3 separate regions of the Mus musculus genome follow, and all the other regions are linked to region 2. A link is a loop called in an ENCODE intact Hi-C map of the cell type or tissue named here. Cell type or tissue: heart. All regions are shown on one strand.

Region 1 (8,000 bases), 80 kb before region 2:
CCAGGACCCTCAAATAGCAATCAGCATGTCTGCTTTGCAGGCAGAGAAACCAGAGTGCACAGTGAAGTTCAAGGGGGTTGCTCAGTCAAGGTCCCAGGACTTCGGTGTGGTCAGCTGGCTTTGGGAGCCCCCCCCCCGGCCCCCCCGCATCTGCTGCGGTGTTAGGCAGCCTTGGGTGTGGCCTGCGTGCTGATGCTCTTCAGTGATATCTCTCATTCCAGGTATTTTTCAGCCCTGTCCAGAGGAGACCCACTTCCTGTAAAGGACAGAATTGAAATGCCTGTGGCCACACAGAAGACTGACACAGGCCTGACCCAGGGACTCCTGAAAGTCCTGCACAAGCAGGTGGGTGAGCCTCTTAACTGCACACGCTCCTGTTCCCATGCTGTGACTCTTGAAACAGATACCTGCCCTCTGTCCCCAGGCCTGTCCTGCCACATTCACATCCGACTTTGTTTCTTGGAAAGAACCCCAAGAGCTAGCTTTTCATGCATAGATTTTACTTTTATTTTGTGAATGTACATTGAAGGTGTGTGTGTGTGTGTGTGTGTGTGTGTGTGTGTAAACCAGAGTTCAACAAACCACCACAAATTGTTTCATGTTTTTTTTTTTTTTGAGAAACAGATAACTTGTTATATAGTCCCAGATATCCTCAAACTCGAGGTGACCCTCCTAACTCAGCATCCTGAGTGGTAGCATTACAGGTGGGCATTGCTCTAGTTTCAAAGTTAGGCTTGTACTGGGAAATATTCTGGACGGTAGGGAGCGTGTGCTCCATGTCTGCATACCCCTCTCTCCCCTCCTCCCCCTTCCCCCTCCCTCCCCCTTCCCCTCCCCCTTCCCCTCCCCCTCCCCTCCCCTTCCCCTCCCCCTTCCCCTCCCCCTCCCCTCCCCCTTCTCATCCCCCTCCCTCCCCCTTCCCCTCCCCCTTCCCATCCCCCTCCCCTCCCCCCTCCCCTCCCGTTTCCCTTTAAGTAATCCCTTACTTTCATGTGTGTGTGTGTGTGTGCGCGCGCGCACGCACATACACATACACACACACACTGGATTTCCTGTACATGTGTGTGCACAAGTGTGTGGTGTGTGTGTTTTTTTGCCAGAAGTCAACTCATATTTTTTTCTGATTTATTCTCCACCTTATTTTTTTGTCTTTAACTAAACCTGCTGTAAGTGTTTCTGCTCAGGTGGGAGGGTATCCTGGGACTCGGAAGCCCAGGAACCACACAGCTCTGAGGGGAGAAGGTGTCCCAGTGGAAGGGCATCTGGAGACACAGGGGCTAAGGAACCACCCAGCACTGAGGTGGGACAGTGTCCCAAGAGAAGGGCATCCAGAAACACGGAGCCCAGGAACCACACAGCTCTGAGAGGAAGCCTCCTGCTGCAGCTCCCAGGGGAAGGGGATCCCCAGCTGAGCTGAGGAGGAGCTGATTTTCCTGCTCAGGGATTGGTGGCTTTTTTCCCACCCCCTTTTCCCTGCATCAGGCCCATGGGTCAGGGTGGAAAGTCCTTCCCTGCTGAAGCTAATTTTTGCTGAGGCGCCATCTCTGTGGGGCTGCTGCAGGGTGGGGCTGGAGAGGAGGTGCTGCCTCTGTGGACAGCTCCTGAGAGATAGCTCCTGCAGTGGTGTTTCACCAAGGCAGAAGGCTGAGGCAAGAAAAAAGGTGTCACTACCCTCAGGCACCCTCAGGCACAGCTCCTCAGGACCTGAGTAGGTGGCAGCAGGAAAGGTACAGTCACCGTGGACAGCTCTTCAGGGGTAGCTCCTGCTCTGGTAGGGAAGGTGATGAACCCCCAGTCCCTGAGCCTCCCAAGCTCAGGACTTGAAATCCCATCAACCCTCAATCTGGAAATGTCGTGCAGATCCTGTGACAACTGCAGGCTGAGGAGATGTGGCGGTGCTGCCATTTTTGACAGGAGCCACCATTTTTAACAGCTTCTACAGGGCCATTTTGCCATTGGCAGCCTTGCCACTGAGTGGTGACACCTAGAGCACAATGGGCCAGCAAACCCCAAGAACTGGACCCCAGATTCTAAAGTCTATGCCACCACACCCAGCTTTTAGGTGGGTGTTTGAGTGGCAAGCTCTTTCCCCACTGAACCACCCTGTAGCCTCTTCTCTTTTGAAATGATGCTAAGATCCACCTAGCTGCCCTTCCTGCCATGCCCTTCCCCTGCCTGGGTCCCTGCCCAACTCTCCTTCTATGATGGTCACTTGTTGTGAGTTATGTCTTCAGAAGCATCTTTCTGGTTTCCTGGGATGTCGACATACACTGAGTGTGTCATATTGTGTTTTCTAAACAGTGTAGCCACAAGCAATATGTGGAGTTAGCAGATCTTGAGAAGAAGTGGAAAAATTTGTGCCTGCCAGTAGAAAAGCTCAGAACGATCCTGGAGCTGGATCCATGTGAGGACAAAATAGAGTGGATCAAGTTTTTAGCGCTCGGATGCAGCTCCCTGGGCAGGGTACGTACCTACAGATGGCCTCTTAGTATTGTTATGTCATGATCTGTGTGGTTACATGTCAGAAAACGTGCTGATTATAGTATTAACTAATGTTGTTTCCCCGGACTTCAGTTATGTGATTCAAAACCACAATTCCAACGATGTTAAGAGTAGAGAAAACGTGGATGCACTTGGAATGTATTTCGGTTTTCAAATGGGGTCTACCAATGAGTTCTTTTATCGGACAATGTAATTTTGAAAGCTGGTAACAGTTTTCTTTGTCTGTGGTAAGAAACATAAAATTCCATGACATTTTGACTTATAATCCAGTATTAATAACTAGTAGATGTAGTGTAATGCTACTGTCACTACAATATAACTCCAACAATTGAGGAATAAGAGAGCATGATGGTGATTGCATGGTTCTTCAAAAGGAGAAGCAGGCTTTTTCCCCCCTGTCTGGATACATATTTTATATTGCTTCTTCAATCTTTACAGTTCTGAGTACAAAACTGTACATAACTCATAATCCTTCATGGTTCATTCTTTTTTGTTTTGTTTTGTTTTTTGAGACAGGGTTTCTCTGTATAGCCCTGGCTGTCCTGGAACTCACTTTGTAGACCAGGCTGGCCTCGGACTCAGAAATCCACCTGCCTCTGCCTCCCGAGTGCTGGGATTAAAGGCGTGCGCCACCACGCCCGGCTCATGGTTCATTCTTTAACAGTAGGGTGCTGGATCTCCTGTTAGTCTCTAGATGGAGAACTGTCTCTAACTCAGGCCCTCTGGGAGGGCAGTGAATGCTCTCAACCACTGAGCGAGCTCCTGTCCCTTCTTCCTATAATGTCTATCCATGTGTGAGTTCCTTTTTTCTTTGTGAAGAGTGACTGCGTCCAACGGCACTGAGATGTTGACAGTAAACCCCCAGCTGCAGTGCCCTCTTCCGTGCCATCCTGCCAGCCATCTCTCTGCTTCCTCTGGTTCTTTGCCTTAAACTCATGCTTTCCCAGAAGCCCTGAGAAGCACACCCCCAGAGCTGGTCCTGTATGATGGGGCAGCTAAACAGCTGTATCCTAGAACTTCATCCCGAGTGGTGTTGCGGTGCCTTTGCTGTAGCTCATGCATGGCCTTGGTTGGCCTTGGTTGGCCTTGGTTGGCCTTGGTTGGCCTTGGTTGGCCAGGTGACTGAATCTTCTGTAGCTTGGGCTCAGGCAGAGAAAACCCTGTCCCTTCAGAGAAGGCAAGTGTCAGGCTGGTGGCCTCACAGGGGCTGTGCTGCCCAGGGACCTATTCCTTGGAAAGACCAGCAAGGCAAACGTGATCTTTAGAGAAACTCTGTCAGGTTGCTCCTCAGGAACTCTGAAGTTAGCATTACATTAGCATAGAATTAATATCTAACATTCGGGGTTAGTGCTGACAGTTTATGCCTCTAAAAATAAGTGTGGCAATTTGCTCTTAACAAGAAAGAACAGGATAATTCATGATTTTGGGTTCATCTAAGTCATAAAAACAAGTCCAAGCTATGTACAGCAAGCAACACTAGGTGGTGCCATTTTGTAAAGGAAGGCCCTTCGTCTGCCATGGTTACGTCAAAACTGAGGTCCTGTTTTATTCCATGCTACTTTGTTGTTAGCAAACAAATGTGCACCAAAGAGCACACTGGTCACACTGGTCCTGTCCCCTAGCCTAAGTCTTCTTTGGCACTGACCGTGTAGCTTGAGTCTCTTAGGTGCCCAGTACCACATAGGCTCTGTTTCATGTTTCAGCATGGGCTGTGTGGGCAGGGAGGTACCCGAGCCCAGCAGAGCCGCTAGCTAGTACACTGACAGCACGGCTGCCTGTGCAGATCCACTTGTGGAGCCTGCGTTGCAGGGGGATCGGTGGCCTGGACATGCACAAGCACACAGGAGGGATGGCAAGGGAGTTCTGGATTTCTGCATTCTAAAAACTGCATCCAAAAGGAGAAATGAAGAAGTGAGCTGGTAGGTGTGTTGGATGCCCTTATTGCTATCCCATCGCCTGTCAGGAAACAAGAAAAGGGTACAAAGACAGATACTGGCTCACGGCTTGAGATGCTGCACCATCGTGGCAGGCAAGGCATGGTGGCTTCCGTGGCATTTCTAGCGCAAAGTAAGTCCTCTCAGAAACCCACTTCCGGTAGCAGGAGAAGATGGCGGTCTCCACAGGAGTTAAAGTTCCTCGTAATTTTCGCTTGTTGGAAGAACTTGAAGAAGGACAAAAAGGAGTAGGTGATGGTACTGTTAGCTGGGGCCTTGAAGATGATGAAGACATGACACTTACAAGGTGGACAGGCATGATTATTGGGCCACCAAGGACAAACTATGAAAACAGAATATATAGCCTGAAAGTAGAATGTGGATCTAAATACCCAGAAGCTCCTCCATCAGTTAGATTTGTAACAAAAATTAATATGAATGGGATCAATAATTCCAGTGGAATGGTGGATGCACGGAGCATACCAGTATTAGCAAAATGGCAAAATTCCTATAGCATTAAAGTCATACTTCAAGAGCTAAGACGTCTTATGATGTCCAAAGAAAATATGAAGCTTCCACAGCCTCCAGAAGGACAGACGTACAACAACTAACTTTAGTGGATCTCAAACTTGTCTTAAATCAGCAACCTTCTCCTCATGTTAATGTCTTGATTAAATATCACCATGCACAACACCCACACAATAAGTAAAAGAATTGCAGCTTGTAAACATGACCTGGACAGTTGTAAGAATATATTTAATATATGTACACCTATTATGTTTTCAGGTAACAAGAGACGTGCAGCACAATTTTTCTTTCTATTAAAGCACTGTCATTTAAACATGAACCTGAAGTACTCAAAATGGAGTTCAGGCTTTCAAGACAAAAGCATGACAAAAGAGTGTCATGTGGCCATGGAAACATTTGTTTTTCTGGAAAGTAAAGTCTCAAGAAGGAAGAACAGAAATGGCATGCTTTATCATATTTAGAGCTGCAGTTGGAATTGTTTAAAGTAGCAGATACAATGACTAGTCAACAATTGTGTTAATTCTTGAAGCGGTGTGGGTGCTGACTACTATTAGTACAAACATAGGTTCAGGATTGTTTTGATACCTGTATTTATAATAAAAGGTGTTGGGGTTTTGAATTTCTGTTAAAAGCTGTTCCCGTTTGTTACATGTAACAGACATAATAATTTGTTTACAGTCTTTGTTTAGTAAAACATGCTTAGATGTTTTAAGTGAAGTCAACAAAAAGGAAATAGGTGTATGGATATGTGATTTTGAGATGAAAGTTAGTCTTAAAATGTAAATAAAATATGGAATGTGTCTTAAAAAAAAAAAAAAAAAAAAAAGAAACCCACTTCCTCTAGCTCAGTCCCCTCCTAACGGTCCCAGAAGCTCCCAAAATGGCACCAACAGCTGAGGATCAAGTGCCATGCAAGAACGGGGTGGTGGCTTATTGCCTGTTCTTGATGTGTCCCCTGGACGCTGCAGAACTGGCACCTAGACCATTCTAAGCTCTGCATTTGTTGGTTTCTGCCCACCCTATGCTCGTGTGCCTTCAAACTTCTCTCAGGAGCCATTATAATCAAACTAATTGAGGTTCACTGGAGGAACAAAACAAAAATGGCTGTCTACCAATGGAAAGTCCAAATCCAGTAGGTATTCAGTCCATAAAGTTGGCTGTTTCCACTGGTCTTCACTATACTGTAGAATCCAAAAGAAGTAGGCTCTAATGCCATTGAAGGAACAGGCTTGCCAGCTAGAGCAAGAGCAAGCAGGCAGAGAGAGGCCCAGCTTTCCTCTTCCATATCCTCCTGTAGGCTTCCAGCTGAAGGTGGTGTCTTCCCACCTCAAAAGATCCGGATTAAAAGCCAGTATTCTCACTTCAAATGATTTAATTAAGAAGAAGAAAACTTCCTCAGAGTCATACCCAACACTTAGGTTTTAGTTAATTCCAGATATGGTCAAGCTGACAACAGCCACCACATCACCCAAAGCAACTTTAAATCTTCAAATCCTGGGATGTCTGCAGCTAGCAGCAAGCTCATTGTTGTGACTTATGCTGGTTAGTTTACATCAGCTTAATGCCAGCTACAGTCACTTTGGGCAAGGGAACCTCACCTGAGAAAAGGCCCTCACTAGATTGGCCCCTCGTGCAGTTTCTCAATGACAGATATGGGAGGGCCACCTCACTGTGGCAGTGCCATCCCTGGACTGGTGGTTCCTACATGCTATAAGAAAGCAAACTGAGCAAGCTGTGGGGTGCAGGCCTTGGAAGGAGCATGCAAGCTTGTAACTCTTCATGCCTTTGTGTCAATAGCTGCCTCCAGGTCCCCCACCCTGGCCCTGACTCCTTTGGAATGTAAGCAAAACAAAAGAAATCTTTTCCTCCAAGTTTCTTTTTTTCTTTTCTTTTCTTTTTTTTTTTTTTTTTTTTTTTTTTTTTTTTTGGTTTTTGGAGACAGGGTTTCTCTGTATAGCCCTGGCTATCCTGGAACTCACTTTGTAGACCAGGCCGGCCTCGAACTCAGAAATCCGCCTGCCTCTGCCTCCTGAGTGCTGGGATTAAAGGCGTGTGCCACCATGCCCAGCTTCCTCCAAGTTTCTTTTGATCATGTTTTAATCACAGCATAGAAACCCTAGCTAAGACATTATGCTATCTCAGAAGAGTAGAAAGGAAAGGAATTTGGTTCCCGTATATCTTTTAGGTAGAAATCTATTATAGACTTTTTTCTTTTTCAACAAGGGTTAATTAAGTAAGAGGGAAGTGTTTGAGGCTTGGCCATACAGTGCTTCTCTGCAACCTTGTTCCCGGTCCATTAGTTGCTATTCTGCAGGCCTCCAAGAAAGACCAGAGACCTGTGCATGGACTTTGAGAGTATGCTGAGGATAGTGGTCAAGTTGCAGGTGGAAGGTGGGGTGCAGGTGGAGTTAGGTTGCCATCTTGGGGAGCCAAGCAGTAGACAGGTCTGACAGAGGTTCACAGGTCATAGAGGAGTTTCCTGGGCCTGACAGAGTCCTAAAGCCTTCAGTATGAGTGATGTTGATGACTGGGTGGCAGGGACATTGGCAGATGCACGGGGCCATCTTTCCTGCCAACCGTGCTCTCTTCAGGGGCAGCTCAGGTGGGCACTAGTTCCCTGTGTCCTTTGGCATGGCAAAGAGTCTGTTTCTGCACTGACTGAAGGTCATGGTTAAATGGCCCTAGACTCCAAACCCAGAACCACGTGGAGGAGCTGATGATTCAAGATAATATGCTTATCTTGTCTGTGACAGTCATTCCCATTTCTGTGTAGCATCTGTGAATCACTGTATCTGCTCTGTTGTATCCTGGTCAAACCATCCTTCTTGCTGTATGTGGTGGGAGCTATGTATCCACTTGACCTTCACTTAGGTGGAGAACACACTCGGAAGAGTGTTTACAGAGCACACTTGCGTTTCTGTCTCTGGTGTTGGCTTGGTATCTCTGTGACTCCAAGACTGACTGTGTCCCATCTTCATTCCCTCTCCCTGTCCAGACCCTGAACACGGCCATGAAGAACGTGTGTGAGATCCTCAC
Region 2 (8,000 bases):
GTATGAGTGTTTTGTCTGCATGTCTGTATGTGTAAGCAGCATATGTAGGCCTGGTGCCTGAGGAGATCAGAAGAGGATGCCAGATTCACAACTGAAATTACAAAATGACCGTGAGTCACCACATGGGCACTAGGAACCAAACCCCAGTCCTCTGCAAGAGCAGCAAGTGCTCCTAACCTCTGAGCTACGTCTTGGTCCCAAAGATTTTTTTTTTTTATTTTGAAGTGTGTGTGCGCTTGTGAGTTTGTGCTCAGGAGAGCAATGTCCACAGAGCGAAGAAGAGGGTGTCGGATTCCTTGGAACGGAAGTTACGAATTGTTGTGAGCTGTTCAATATTGGTCCCCTCCCCTGCTCCCATTTCAGTTTGAACACGCAGCAATCAGGTGAGCATTGGCGTGCCTGGCTTTACACTTTACTTTTGCACTTGTGTGTGTGTGTGTGTGTGTGTGTGTGTGTGTGTGTGTATGTGTGTCCACCCGTGTGCTTATGTAGAGGTCAGAGTACAACTTTCTGGAGTTGGTTATTTTCTTTCACCATGTGTGTTCCAGGAATTAAGCCCAGGTTGTTAGACTTAGAGGCAAGGCAAGGGCCTCCACTGAGCCATCCCACCAGCCTAGCAATATTAACTCTGAGAAGCCTGATGCAGAAGCGTACCCAAGGTAGTGCTGAAAATAAAAATACTTTACTGTTGTAAAGACAAATTATTAAACCATGTGGACAAAGTGACACGTATATATTATAGACATATCACCTTTAAAACATATAGATAATTCATTGAATAGACACAACTTCTCACAATGATATTGATTTAAAAATGAGCCTTTGTCTATCTGATGCTTTGGTAAGATGTTGTCTCCTTGTCACATAGATTCTGTTCACATAATAGTATCAGATTTCCAAAAAATAAAAAACCAAAAGATTAAATCTTTCTTTCTTTCCCTCTATGGACATGCATATGCCTCATTTTGATTTTTGTTTCTCTTCTTCCCCTTCTCAAAGGTGAGAGACCTACTACTGCTGTGGGAAAGGAGTGTGCGAATATCATACACATACACGCAATTGTTTTTGAGACTGAGTCTTACTGTAGCCCAGGCTGGCTTCACGTTTGCTGAGTAGCTGAACACTAAAATGTCTTCTCTTCGGTGCCTTGGGATTACTGGCGCAGTGTCTGCCAGGCTGAATAAAAATATGCTTTTAACGATGAGGTAGGGCTGGGGACAGGGCAAACAGACAGACAAACAAACAAACCCTCTTAGAACTCCTTCGGAGCTATTTATTTATACCTGCTGCTCTTCCAGTGCTGGGGACTAAACCTATACCCTAGGCAGGCTGCAGAGTTATACCCGGTTCCGTTCGTGTTTATCTTTAAATGGCAAATGATTCTCGGTGCTATTTGGACCTAAACTTCTGAGAAAGAAAGAAAAAGGGAAGTAGATAAATAAGCATTCTCCTCCCATCCGTGAAGATAAGCTAGAGCTGGCTTCAGGACAGCTCCTCCCCCATCCTGAGAAACAGCTCTGTCCCCCGAAGCCGTCCCATGGGGTTGAGGATTCTGGTGATGGATTCAGATTTTAACGCAACCCTCTGCCACACTGAGACTCCTCTCAGTGAGGCCAGCCAGCCCTTGCCGCCACCTTGCCACCTTCGCTGTAGCACACACGGTTTAGGGAGCAACTGTCCCTTGTAAATCCCCTGGGTCCCTGTAACAGAAGCTGACCTGGAAAGGGAAATTCCCAGCGGGAATTTATGCAGCTGTGGACAGTTACAGATGGCGAGAGAAGTTGAACAGTGCTTGGGAGTGGGGGGATTTTGGTTTTCAGAAAGAAAGCCCCGGTACACCAGATCCTCCCACAACCTCAGTGTGACTGGCCCAGTGCGGGTGGCTCTAGGCACCCTAGAACTCTGGAAAGTCTTTCAGCCTGCAGTGCCTGTTTTTTGTTGTTGTTGTTGTTGGTGGTTTGTTTGTTTGTTTTTTTGTTGTGTTTTGTTTTGAGACAGCCCTGGCTGTCCTGGAACTCACTCTGTAGACCAGGCTGGCCTCGAACTCAGAAATCCGCTTGCCCCTGCCTCCCAATTGCTGGGATTAAAGGCTTGTGCCATCACTGCCTGCCGGCTCCAGTGCCCATTTGGAGTATACTGCACGAGGTTTCCCACTATGCCCTTTGGCTTGCCCACCCACATCCAGGTCCTTGTGTCTTGTCTCCAGGATCTTAGTCGTGTTCCCCTTTGGGCCTCCCACGGGCTGACGTGCCTGGTAGGCTCGCTGTCAGGATGGGTAGAAATGAAGAGGAGGCAGTGGGGTGAGAGAGAAGTGAGGGGTTTCTTGCTGCCTCATGAGACACAGCTGGGATATACAAGTTTTCCTCTAGAACAGGGCCATGCCACCTCCTCCTCTTTATAGTGAGGGGGGCTCCAAGTGATAAATTCATCCACACACTTCCGACAACTCAACATGGCCAGTAATCTCGATTTCCGAAATGTTTGTTTCTAGTCCTGGGATCAAAGCTGGTCGGTCTCCAGCCTTCTCTGGTTCATCTTCCATGACCCGTTACCACCCTCTCCCCTCTGCCAAGTGACAATAGTCAGGAGTTGGGGAGAGTAGAGCCCTCTCACGGCTCTGACCAGGTGCTGTCTCTCTTCACCCCGTCATCCTCCCTGCGGTTCCTGATCACTTTTCCATCTCCCTAAGATTTTTTTCCTATCAACCTGCCAGTCACAGCCGGCTTGGGTGACTTGGAGACTCTGCAGACCCTGTCTTCCTTTCAAGTTAGCCCCTCTCTCCCCAAATCAGCCTCGGGTCCTTATTTGGATCAGGATCGTCACTAGGACAGGTTCTCCCCAAGATGGAATTTCCTCCTAAGTGGACAGCTCCACCATTCGCCCCGAGCGGACGCTTTTCCACTCTCCAAGAGAGTTTTCAGGGAGTCCCAGGACTGCAACTGGTCAGAACTAGGACTGCCCGAGAGGTGACGGTCTTGCGGCTGCCCCTCTCCTTCGGCCCTGGGGCGGATTACGGTCCTCAGTGGGGAGTGGGAAAGGGGCGAGCCTCCTGGTGCGGGTACTTTCCGACGCTGGAAACTTGCTTAGCCTTTGGCGTCTCCGGACTCCATCTCCGCCCGGGCCCCCAGGGAGCAGCCCTTGGCGGGGCGGGGCGCCTGCTGTCCCTCACGCTAGCTTTCAGCCTCTCGAGTTACAGCTTCAGGATCTCCCGAACAAGCCTTTCCCTGCTCGGGACAAAGTGGCCGTGTGGTGGTGGCACGGTTTGGAGAGGATCTCTGATGCTCCCGGGACTCTAACCGGGAAGGCGCCCCGCCCGCTGCCTCGCTTTCACCCCGCCCGGCGGGGCAGGGAAAGCCCCCGGCGGCTCCTCCCACCCAAGGGGCTTTTCTCCAGTCGCCAGTGACTTTGCACCGGGAGCGCAGCCGCCTGGAGCTGCTTTCTGCCAGGCTGGAGCGCGCGGGGCTCCTGCTCTTCTGCGAACGCAGGGGCCAAGGGTCGGTGACCTCCGGGCGCGCCCCGTTTTCGTGTCCCCTAATTCGAGCCCCAGCCCCCGGCCCGCGCCTTGGCCTCCAGCATGGTGCTGCTGGCTGGGCCCGGGCCGGAGGGCGGCGGGACACGCTGCTTGTCCCCGCAGTCGCCGACGCCACCCCGTAGCGAGCAGACAGGAGAAGACCCAGCGGACTACGAGGAGTACGAAGACTTCTCTAGTCTGCCGGACACCCGCAGCATCGCATCGGACGATTCCTTCTACCCTCCCGGAGGCGAGGAAGAGTACGGCTCGGTGAGCGCGGAGAGCGTCCCGGAGGGCGTCCCTGAGGCGGCGACCCTCCTGCGCGCCGCCTGCGCCAACGACGTGGGGTTGCTGCGGGCGCTAGTGCGGCGCGGGCCGAGTTCCGAGGAGGTACGGGAGACTGACCGCAACGGCCGGGTAAGTCCCGACAGGGTTTGGGTTCCCTCCGCTCTTCTCCCTTGCCCGCATTTCCTTGTCACTCCAATCCTGGATCAACTGCCGCTCAGAGCACCCTTTCCTTCCTGTGAGGCAATTGGGACCCCATTTGCCGAGCGGGCAGAGATGGTCCAGCCCGGCTTCCTACTTCATCCAGGACCCTTTACCGCCCCGGTATCCCCGAATTCTCCCCAGAGGAAGAATTCTCCGCGCTGGAAATGTGGTGACATCTGAGATGTGTGTGTGTGTGTGTGTGTGTGTGTGTGTGTGTGTGTGTGTGTGGTGTCCCTTCCACTCAGTGCCCCTCTGACTGTTACCTTTCCCCAGGCACCAGGTAGGCAATGGTCTCTACTCACTTTCAGGGGACATTTTCCTACCCCCATCCGCATTTGTCCGCTCTGCCTCTCCCGCTGTCTTTGCCTAACACGTTGGATTAGGATTTGGAAGCTACAGTTCCTTTCATTACCTAAACCGCCCTGGCTTTTTACGTGCTTTTCCTAGTGGCCCGCGCGGCGACCAGCCAGCTTTATGTGCGGTCACCGCTCGGGTCGAAGCCAATGAGCCTTCACAGCCACGCTTCAGGCAGGCCGGGTGCTGCGCAGCTCAGTAGGGGCACACTCCAGGGTCAGCACGCGGGGAAGTAAGGAGGCAGTCTCCGTTTATTACGCCAAGATTCAGAGATAGTAAGAAAGTTTAAAAAAAAAGTTGGAGAGCTGTTTCCACTGACTAGTAAATGGGAAAGTGACCGCTGTGGCCGTGTCCCCATTAGTCTCTGCTGGGCGGACAAACAACCTCACCTGATTTCCATGTTCCCAGAGGCCCCGTGGTTTTTTTGCAGACTCAGCTTTGAACAAATTAGGGACGCCCGTGCTTCTGCTTGGGAGTCACAGCTGACGGAAAATATGGTGACCCCGTGCCTTTGGCTTATCCTGGGGGCTGTATATGCGCAATGTTTTGTGCCTGATTGCAGTCTGGGTCAGGCTTAGGCAAGGGTGAAGCCAGGGTGTCACTTTCTGCTTTCGATAACCCGACATTGAACTTGGAGGAATGTTTTGTGCTTGTGATGTGACAGGGAGATGGGTCTGGTGAGGTCAGCACCACCTTGGTGCCCGCGGTGGCTGTTCCAGCTGGCATGCAGCGGGAGGAGAGGCTCAGGGGGCTATTGCTCTGCTCCACTTTCAGTTTAAGTAAGCGACTTTTCTGGGTTAGGCGCTGGCGTTAGAAACCTCCCCCTTCCTGAGCAAGCCTTGTCTGCTTGGAAGCGTACACCTGTGAGTGGCCGTTGGCCGTCCAGCTTTATTATACTTTCCGGAGAGAGGAAAAAAAATCCCAAACGAGCAACCACGTTTGAAAACAGCAAGGGAAATTGAGAACGAGTTAAACCGTGCACAGTGCACAGCAGGCTTGTGAGTGACAGAATGAATTCCAGAACCCCTGGGAAGCCCCTCCCAGGCCCTGAGGCTCTGGAGGACAGGTAGCAGCCTCCCTCTGCTCTTGTTTGTCTTCTGTGTAGCTCACCTGAAACGACAGTCCCTGCTGTGTGGTTTGTGGGCCTGAAACACCGTCCTGCCCCAGAGTCTGGAGAAGTCCCGTACATATGACCATCGCTTACTGTCTGTCTCCTCATTTCTCTAATTTGTTGTGAAGAGATTATAGTCTGATCTTGCACCCAAGCTTTCTCTTGCTGTTTTTCTCTTCCCTTGATTGTGAAGATAGAGTCTGAAGGGCCTTTGTTGTTCTGCTTTGAGTCTCTACCTCTTTGCACCCATCAGATGTCCCTGGGGACCCCTGAGGGAAGAGTCCTGCCTCGGCTTTTTTATCTCTGGGTCCCAGGGCCAGGCCTGTGTTCTGTGTGTCCTGCGGGGACTTAGGGAGTGAGGTGGTATGTGGCAGAAGACATTCTGGTCAGGCAGGTGGGGAACCAAGGGATGGTGGCAGGTGGGGAATGGTTTGATTGTGACCTGGAGTGGAGAGGAGGGCCCGGGGGAGCTAAGGCTAGAGAGGTCCACTCAGGCCAGGTGACACTGTCTCTAGCTGGGAATTGGGAGTAAAGGAGTGTCAGTTGGTCAGTGCCAGTCTGTAGTTCTTCAGTATGTCTTCCGATGACTGTCTTCCATGGCTGGCTTTTTCACCACCTGGAGGTTTCTGTTTTAAGGATACTTTCTCTCGGAGGCCTTTCTACCATCTCCCATCTAAGCCCAGAGCTGGCTAAGGGTAGTCCATCTGTTGAGTCTGGGGTGGGGGTGGGGGTGGGGGTGGGGGTGGGGGTGGGTTGGGGGTGGGGCTGAGATTGTCAGTAGTGTGGTCACTTGGAAGCAGGTATCCTTAGAGCACAAGGAAGAGACTTTAGGCAGAGAGGCGAAAGTCCAAAGGTCCTGAAGCAGGAGCAGTGCTCCAGGTTCGTCTTGCTTTGTCTTAATGAAAATCTTAGAGGCAGGCCCCAGAGCTTTGGTGGAATAATAGTGGGGGTGATTGCGCGACACAGCAGGTGACTGCTGATGGGCAACTCTGCTCAGGGACAGCTTTCCAGGAGCCTCTAAAGCAGTGTTTCTCAACCTGTGGGTCGTGACCCCAGTGGGGAGGTGTCGGACACCCTTTTACAGGGGTCACATATCAGATATCCTGCATATCAGACATTTGTTACTATAATTCATAGCAGTAGCAAAATTGCAGTTATGAAGTAGCAATAAAATAACGTTACGGTTGGGGGTGGAGGAACACCATACCATAAAGGGTCGCAGCATTAGGAAGGTTGAGGACCCCAGCTCCATAGGCTTTTGAATGTTGCTGCTGCGCTGAATAGCTCACTTCTTAATAGGGAAGCAGTCCAGCCTGAGCCACAGATAGCTCAGAGGGACCACGTGTGGGAACTAGAGGATGTGGCTGACTGAGCATCTTTGCTTCTGAAACATTGTTCTGGAAGGATCTCAGGATTCACTGTGCAACGTTTAAGTATTTGTTACATCATTTTCCTGTAACTCCGAACATATGCTCTCCCCGTGTTTTTAGGTGCAGGTGGTCTGGTTCCTCTCCTTAAAGGATGGTCCCTCCAGGAAGTCTTTCCCTAACTTTTTTCTTTGCATGTCAGGATGTCGGGCTTACTCCTTCAGTCCTGGTGGCTCTCCCTTAGTTGACAGCGAAACGGAAGACACATTTGTGGCACCTAAATTTGTCGTGGAACGGTAGTCAGTTTGCATGTCGGACACCTGGTCAAGCTGAAGGCCTCTGTGTGCTGAAATCCCAGGATGTTTTCCAAAGTCACTGTTCACAGCAAACCCCACCAACGTGGGGTGCCTCCCCCCACGAAAGGCTTACAGCTCAGTTTCACAGATACTCGGGTGTGAACACTTTACCTTGAAATACAATTGAGGCATCTGTTGCCTATTTTTTAAATGAAGGAGTTATGAATGTAGAGATCGTGTCTTCCCAAAGTAAGATCACAGTGTTGGAATTCATGCACAGCCCTCTGTCCTCCCATGCCTCCGTTTGTATGGCCTGTGTGAGCATGGAGTTAGGCTGATTCACAGAGAACTCTTGGGTCTTGGCCTTGAACCTCCAGTGTTGGCCAAGGGTCAGAGTACACAGGGAGAGGTTCACCTTGCAATTTGGGACAATGTGTTCAGTTCATGTGTTTTCTCACTCCTTAATCGTGCATTCCCTCTGCCCCTCCCCCATCCTGCCATCAAGATGTGTGTGTGTGTGTGTGTGTGTGTGTGTGTATTCTCACCACAGTGCTTGTGTGGATGTCAGAGGTCCCCACCGTACACCTTTGAGTCAGGGTCTCTTATTTTGCTTCTGCCTATGTTAGGATGACCCACAAGCTTTCAGAGGTTTTCCTGTGTCTGCCTTCCATCTTGCAGTAGAAACACTGGGACTACAGGACTGGAATACAGGCACCCACACAGTGCAGCACCTGGCTTGATGTGGGACCTAGGGGTTCAAACCCAGGCCCTGATGCTTGTGTGGCAAATGCTTTATCCACTGAGGCGTCTCCCCAGGCTTGTTTTAGTTTTATCCTCCAGTGTGGGGAAGGAGAGAAGGTGAACCAAATAGC
Region 3 (8,000 bases), 52 kb before region 2:
ATACAGCACCATTATGAAAGTTGCAGGTAGCTTCAGGCAAAAGTATCCATCGCCACCTTTTTGATTTAGAAAAATCCCTAGACTCCTCTGGGATGGTTAGCTTTTTATTGTTAACTTGACACAATCTAGAATTATCTAGAAAGAGAGTTTTGAGGAAGGATTCTTCAAATTTGGTTGGTCTGTGGGATTGTCTGTGGCTATTGTCTTTACTTCAAACCTGCACATCGATCCCAGCTCATTAAAAATGTAGAATTTGCCTGTCATGAGTCACGCATGCACTGAAGTCAGTAGACTGTTCTAGAACATCCCACAGTGCCAACTCACAAGTTCTTTTCTCACTCACTTTCTGGTCGCTGAAACAAAGTTTTTACACAGGAGAGCAAATGTTTGTTTGGGCTTACAGTTTCAGGGCTCATTCGAGTCACTATGGTAGGAGTGACAGTGGCCAGGAAGGAACTGGAGAGATCTAAGGAGAAATGGGAGGAGAGGGGGTGGGGGACATAAGGGTCCAGAGTCCCAACATATTTTCAGAGCATGCCCCCCACATAACTACTTCCCCCCAGTTCTTTGAGGGGCACAAATCATGTCAGAGCCATAGCACTAGGCTAGAGAACACAGCTTCCATCCTCAGTGGGCTTTACAGAATGACAGGTTGCTCTTAGAGCACAACTTGGAATCTGACCACTTGTTTGTTTGTTTGTTTGTTTGTTGTTTGTTTTTTGTTTGGTTTGTTAGTATTCCGTGGGGGATCAGGGGATCCTCAAGGAAAATAAAGATGGTGTCACAGGGCAAAGGGCAGGCAGAAGGAAGAAGCGAGTGTCCAGGGATATGTTGTTTTCTCTACTGATGTCTGTAGATAGCTCTGCCACCCAGAAGCTCAGTGAGGAACAGGCAGAAGGTTCAGAGGGTCAAGACACTTGTTACCAAGCCTGACAGCCTGAGTTTGACTCCTGGAACCCACGTGGTGGAAGAAGAGCCCAGACTCCTGAGTTGTCCCCTGACCTCCACACACATGCTGAGGTATGGGAACACACATGCACACAATCAATCAATAAATATAACATTAAATAATGTTTAAATCAGCACGAGGAACATTGAGTCTCCTTGCATAGTTGAACGGTTTCTCTTTCTTGGTATCTGACTTGCAAGCCTAGAGCAGTCCATTTAGATGACAGTAGTGGAAGCATCTATTAAAGTCCAGCTGGCCTGTCAGAGGGTGTGGTGGTGTTAAAGAGTTGTCCCCATACTCTTGGGCATTCAGACACTGGGCCCCTGGTTCACAGCAATATTTGGATAGGTTTAGGAGTTATGGACTTGCTGGAGGACACGTGTCACGGGGGGGCAGGTTTTGCAATTTCAAAGATGTGTGCCTTTCCCAGTGTGTTCTGGATTCTTGCTATCAGTTCAAGTCTGACTCCCACATGATTACCACGAAGGAGAAACATGTATAATGGAGTAGAAAAGAGAACACATTAGCTTGGTATCCCATTCGTGAGTCATGTATCCTACACTCATCATCTAATACTGCCAATACTGGCCTCCTTTCTAAGTAGTTAGACTTATACCCATTTTCTCAGCTATGTGTATACATTACAGGCTAGGCTCTGCCTATGAGGGAGAGCATGGGATTTTTGTCTTTCTGAGTGTAGGTCACCTCACTTACGTTATCCTTCCTAGGTCCACTCATTCCTCCTAGCAGTTTCACGACTTCATTGTTTTTCATAGTTGAGTATACACAGTTGGGTGCTATCCCAATGTGTACATGTACATTTCTATTATCTATTCATCTCTTGATGGATATCTTTCTGGTTCCATTTCTTGCTCTTGTTACTACAGCAGCAATAAACATGAATGTGCCAATACCTCTACAGTAGGGTATGGAATGGCTGTGTCCATGTGGTAGTTCTGTTTTTAACTTTTTTGAGCAATCTCCAAACTGACTTCTGTATTTCTGTAGTAGTGGGTACTCCCAGCACCAATAAGTAAAGGTTTCTTCCCCTCCATACCCTCTCTGTCATTTGTTGTCAGACTTCTTGACAATAGCCATTTTGACTGGAGTTAGCTGGTATCTCAAAATAGCTCCAAGAAGCAGCAGGTGAGACTGCCTTGCCTTAAAAGTTCTCTGCATAGCAGAAGAAATGATCAGTAGAACCCACAGCCTAGGATAGGAGTCTCTTGATATCTGTACTTCAGACAGAGGGCTAACAGGCAGAACAAACAGCCCTAGCCCAAACATGAAGGGAACAATACTACAGATCAACAAAGGAGCAAATGCAAAACACGAAGAAGTAAAAATAGCCAATAACTATTCTTCAAAGTGTTCAACATCCCTAGTAGTCAGGGCAATGCAAACTGTTCCATTGGTTGACCTGTTTTCAATGCCAAGACCAGGCTAGCATCGACCCTACAGCACTGTAATACAACTTGAAGTCAGGTTTTGTGATACCTCTAGCTGCAATCTTTCTCTTTAGGATTGCTTGGGCTGGTCAGGATTTTCCTTTAAAATTATCAATGGAATTATTATTATTACTGGTTTTTTGAGACAGGATTTCTCTGTGTAGCCCTGGCTGTCCTAGCTCTTGCTCTGTAGACCAGGCTGGCTTTGAACTCACAAGATCCACCTGCCTCTGCCTTCTAAGTGCTGGGATTAAAAGTGTGTGCCACAATTGCCCAGCTGGAATTATTGTTTTTACTTTTTTTTATTTTATTATTAATGTATTATTTGCTTTTATTTTTATTTTTCCCAATGTGGTAAAATGTTGCTGCAGTTCACTTACATTTTATAAAAATTAAGTTTTTAAGTAATAAATATACTGAAAAAAAACTGTTGAAAATGTGGCTTAAAAGATGTTTTGAAAAAAAAAAACTTTGCCAGATTCTACTGTTTTAGAAATACTAGCGGGCTGGAGAGATGGCTCAGTGGTTAAGAGCACTGACTGCTCTTCCGAAGGTCCTGAGTTCAAATCCCAGCAACCACATGGTGGCTTACAACCATCTGTAATGAGATCTGATGCCCTCTTCTGGTGTGTCTGAAGACAGCTACAGTGTACTTATTTATAATAATAAATAAAATATTTTATTAAAAAAGAGAAATACTAGCATATGCATGATGCTATGCTAGTATGATGTCAAGTGAGCAGAGATTGAAGCAGTTCAGTGTTGCCTCTATACAAATTGCTCAGCATCCTTCCACTTCTGAAAAGATTTTTTTTTTAGGTCTGTTTTCTTTTTCTTCTTCTTCTCCTTCTCCTTCTTCTTCTTTTTTTTTTTTTTTAGTTTTTAAATTGTGTGTCTGTGTGTGCCGCGCGCATATGTGGGCTTGCATACGTGCAGTTGGCCATGGCGGCCAGCAGAGGGCATCATATCCCACGGAGATGGAGCTGTGAACTGCCTGTTGTGGGTGTCAGGAACTAAGTCTAGTCCTCTGCAAAAGGAGTAAGTATTCCTTTTGAAACCTACTGAACCGTCTCCAGCCACTGCCTTCTGACGATTTTTTTTTTAACTCCACCTTTACTACAGCACCGTATGTTCACAGACACTGAGTTCACAAGCCTCCAGGTGAGTTTGAAGGCTCTGTGAATATTATTAATCAGAGACATTCTGGGTTGCAAAACTGCTTTAACTAGAGGCTCCCAGGCTGACGATGAAGCGATGAAAACAGAGGCAGCTGATTGCCTGACTCACACGGAATAGTGCAGCTGCCCAGCTGCAGCGGCATCCAGAGGGAGCAAGGGGCGGGAAGAGCCCAGCAGGAACCTGCACCTTTGAAGATCAAGGGCAGGAGCTCTGTTTCCACTGAGGAAACGCGGGGCTTGGAGCTACATTGAGAGGCTAAGATGCTGACTCCACCATGGCAGCCACTGAAAGACTTCCAGGATGGGGATCTTTTAGAACCTTTTTAGTGACAAATGACAAATCAAGTTCAAAGCAGTTCAGACTGAGAGCAGAATGATGTAGGACTCCGCGGAGCTCCAAGTCTGGGGCCTTTAGGACTGGAACAGGCTTCAGAAGGAAGTGAAGACTTCCTCAGGCTCCGACTTTGATCTGGGGCTTGTCTGAGGTGGGCACTGCTCCTTCCGCCGGTGTTCAGGAAACCTCTGAATAGTAGAAAATCAGGCTGGTACAGCCTGAGACGGGGTGTACTTACTGAGTTTACAAATCCCTCAGACTCCATTCGGACTCAACGTGAGCAGCTCCACAGAGCACGAGTGGGCTAGCTTCAGCCACATGTGCACACTGGAGCAATCAGTCCTGTCAGGAACAAGTATGCCATGACACAGGCGGGCCTGGATCACATGACTGCCGTGCGACTTGGGTGGAGTGATGGAGCGGGCGATGGCATGCTGTGAGGAGAAGCCCTGCTCTACCCAGAACAGAACTTCTCTACAGGAAAGGGAAGTGTTCTTTCTTTTTTGAGAACAACAGATATGGCCGTGGGGAGGGCCTGGCCCAGATGGTCTGCAGCGATTACTCGGCAGGCAGCCAGGTGAGACTGCCCTGGTGCTGGGCGAGCCTACGAAAGCCTGAGAAATGTTTCTCAACTTGGCTTAAGACAAGCACTCCTACCCCACCCTGAGCAAGGGTAACAGCTCAAGCCTTCTCAGAATATGTGAGACCCAAAATAGACAAAGCTTCAGGAAGATAAATAAACCAAAAGAGCACTGCTCGACTTCCAAACTACAGGGTTTGTTCCTAGGCAGCCCGCACTCTCCTGCTGGGAGAGAAAAGAGCAGGGCTCTGTGGAGGGATGAGGGGAGAGGCAGACTCTGCAGCTATCTCTGTAAGCTCCTCCCCCTGTGGTGGGTCCAAGGGGTCTTAGCGGGGGTGGGGGGTGGGGGAGGATGCAGATCGATTTTGCAGGCGTGGAGTAGAGTTTAGAGTCAACCAGGCTGGAGGACAGACAAGATAAAAATCCGTCAGCCAGGAGCATGGACGCCAGCAAGATGGCCGACCCACATGGTTACAGTGAGACTCACAGGGGAGGGGGTGGGTGAGCCAGCCTGGCAGGGAGATCTGCTTGAGCCTGGGCCAGTCCTAGCTCTTGAGTTCACACTGTGGACACACAGAGAACTTGTGTTGGAGCCATAGGAGGTGAGAGCATATCTTCTTTCAGTTGGTTCTGGGATCTCACTTATCCCAGTGGGGGTCCCACTTTGGGTGCCTGAGAGAGTGGAGGGGAACAGGCTTCCTTGTGGACCCACATGCCGGCTTAAGCTAGCAATGAGGATGGACACTGGTTCCTCCCCATCCCCTGTTTCCCATGCCAAACAATGCTTTAGTTGCTGGAGACTGTAGCTGGTCCTTAGATGACCAAGATTCTGTCGCCATTCTCATGGAGATTTTGCTCTAGACTTCCTAGACATCTCTGGTCTTTGTAATCTTCACTGAAAGAATTCATATGAGGTCCACGGGGAACTTGGGGCTTGCGACAACACAAAGCAAAGGCTTAGACAATGGACAGATACACCACTGTGCCTGCCTACATTTTAGGGCGTCATTAAACTATTTCTTAAAATCCCTAAAACAGACAGCTTTTCTGAAGACTCTTTTCCTGTCCAGGTGATTGACAGACCCATTTGTTATTTAAATGAGAGGGCAGGAGTATACCATTGCTCTCTACTTGAATTCTTTGGCCCGATAGTCATCTTAGAAGGTTTCTTTAGCTATTAATGACCTAAGTATTCAGAACGTAGTGTCTTTCCTCGGGGGCCAGAAACATTACTCAGGACCTTTTCCTCTGACCAGGGATGTTACTGCAGCAACACGTCACGAGAAGAACATTTCTTACTTTCTAGAAGACTGGAACTTTTGCTGGACCTCACAGCTAGAGTTAATAACACACCTTAAGGTCACTCATGGCTTAAGATTGCTATCCTACTGTGTGCCTGTCTGTTTCAACTGCTTTTAAGAGAACTTGCTCTGGATTTCCCATGTAAGCAGCTTTTACAATTTAAGCCAATGCCTAGCTCTAATCTTAAATTATATACTCTTCCATGACCCTGACCCAAGAGTAGTGAGTGTGTATGGTGTGTGTGTGTGTTGATAACTATTTCTTAGAAACAGAAATATAGGTTGAAAGCGGTCTTATAAAATGAATGTCTACCTGTCTTAGGGTTTCTGTTGTTGGAATGAAACACCATGGTCAAAAGCAACTTGAGGAAAGATTTACTTGGCTTACGCTTGCACACTGTCGTCCATCACTGAATGAAATCGGGACAGGGACTCAGAGTAGGAAACTGGAGGCAGGAGCTGATGCAGAGGACATGGAGGGATACTGCTCACTGGTTTGCTCTCCATGGCTTGCTCAGCCTGCTTTCTTATAAAGCCCTGAACCACCAGCCCAGGGAAGGCACCACCCACAATGGGCTGGGTCCTTCCCCATTCAATCACTAATTTTTAAAAAGTGCCTTACAGCTGGATCTCATGGAGGCATTTCCTCTCACAGGTTTGTTTGTTTCAGGTAACTCTAGCTTGTGTCAAGTTGACATAAAACTAGCCAGCACACCACCATAAATGTTGAACACAATATGTGGGTATTGCTCAATAACCAGTGATGCTTATAATACTGTTAGTTAGTTAGTTAGTTAGCCAGTTGTCTGGGTTCACAGAGACCACACTAGAGGATCCTCCCTTGCAGGTTTCAAACTTTCAGTGCGTGAGGACTGTGCCGGCAAGCTCCTCTGTTTAATCCACCATATGTGGTGCTTTGACTCGGCAGCCCAGGACACTCCAGGTAGGCATACCCTTTTCCTCGGCTCTGTTGCCGCCACCTGGCCAGTCCCTGTTCCTAAAGCCATCTTTTAAGAAGCGACTGTCTTTTCCTCTGTGATACCCACAATAAGCCCGTGCCTTGTGTGTGACCAGGAACTGGGGTGGAGATGTGAGGTGTTAGGAATGTAACAATGAGGGACAGCTGTCCTCACTCAGGCAGATGGCAGCACCCAGGAAGACCCCAGAGTTGTTATGTTATTGCAACATTTCAGATTGGTCTCTGAGCGTGGTGTTTAGTGTGGTTACCCACCTCAACCAGCTAACAAGATTCTGAGTAACTGGGGTCTGGGTTAGGCAAGTAAAGGCTCACTGTTGCGTCTTGAAGTGGAGAGGACTAAGTTTCATCCTTTGATGGATGCCCTTGGGGCCATCAGCTTCTGGCTAACGCTGTCATTCCAGTCCGGCTGTCTCTGAAACAGGAAGAGCTGGGCATGGCTGTTGGCTGAGGCCATTTCCTCTGATTTTGGAGTCTCACAATAGGCTGTAAGCAGCCTGCAGTGAGAGGGTTGATGGGAGCTCATCTTTCTCCCACTCGAGGCTGGATGATGCTCCTGACAGTGAGGGATCCATCTTCCCACAGAGTATCTCTTTACACCCCTCCCCCATACTTCTCCCAGCCACCCTCCCCCAAGTGCTGGGGACTGAACACAGGACCTTGCATATGGCGAGCAAGAGCTCTACCATTAAGCTACAACCCAGGTCTCAGTGCTGCCCTTGAGTTCACAACTCCTCTCTCTCCCTCTCTCTCTCTCTTTCTCTCTCTCTCTCCTCTCCTCCCCCCACCCCCACCCCCCTACAGGCTAGGCACTGAACCCTGGGGCTTTGTGCAAGCTAAGCAAGTGCTCTATCACTGAGTCGCTGCCCCCTGCCCACCCCACAGCCCCCACCCCCCACCCCCGAATCTAGCTATGGTTTAACTGAAGAGATGAAAAGGAGAGTCATCTGGTTGTATCTTGTAGCCTCTTTATCCCCGTGTCTGCTCTTTCCTTTCCATGGTTTCTGGACTTTGTGCCTGAATTCCTTGGAGCAGAGGCGGGACCTTTGTGCAGGACCTGACATCAGCCGTTTTCAGAGAAACAAGGAGTCTTCAGAAGGATGCGCAAGCAGCAAGAGATCATCTGCTTGGCTGTCAGCACGTTCCCCAGTTAACATTTGAATTCAATAGCAGCTGGAGTTGGGGTGGGGGTGGCCCTGTTCTGTTCTCTCAGGTCTTCACTCTCTGATCAGCA

The links. Peaks named below come from ENCODE experiments on the same cell type or tissue, not always from the same donor. Only the 100,000 strongest peaks of a DNase experiment are listed, where the experiment ranks them.
Region 1: it touches region 2 in a loop (4-fold over the local background); 7 of 42 quality-filtered maps call a loop at or near these places.
Region 3: a loop joins it to region 2, with 2.6 times the contacts of the local background. A loop is called at or near these places in 12 of 42 quality-filtered maps.

Annotation. Positions count from the first base shown.
Region 1 is chr15:31,443,427-31,451,426 of GRCm38, reverse strand. It overlaps Ropn1l (ropporin 1-like), which reads left to right. Exons shown (of 5, transcript NM_145852.2): 2 at 222-345; 3 at 2,302-2,463; 4 at 7,960-8,000. It also overlaps the pseudogene Gm6361. Among named protein-coding and RNA genes, the nearest start is that of Gm49208, 6.2 kb to the left of the region's middle. In heart, a CTCF peak has its summit at 3,969 (motif pointing right); a DNase peak (open chromatin) is centred at 1,386.
Region 2 is chr15:31,362,967-31,370,966 of GRCm38, reverse strand. It overlaps Ankrd33b (ankyrin repeat domain 33B), which reads left to right and starts at 3,208. Exons shown (of 4, transcript NM_001164441.1): 1 at 3,208-3,928. The coding sequence starts at 3,575. In heart, no CTCF peak of the experiment used is centred here; DNase peaks (open chromatin) are centred at 1,626, 3,266, 4,426 and 4,926; H3K4me3 peaks cover 3,704 bases; H3K27ac peaks cover 1,689 bases; H3K27me3 peaks cover 4,316 bases.
Region 3 is chr15:31,414,595-31,422,594 of GRCm38, reverse strand. No RefSeq gene overlaps it. Among named protein-coding and RNA genes, the nearest start is that of Gm41286, 9.9 kb to the right of the region's middle. In heart, CTCF peaks have their summits at 3,153 and 3,353 (motif pointing right); DNase peaks (open chromatin) are centred at 4,364 and 4,844; H3K4me3 peaks cover 1,077 bases; H3K27ac peaks cover 1,826 bases.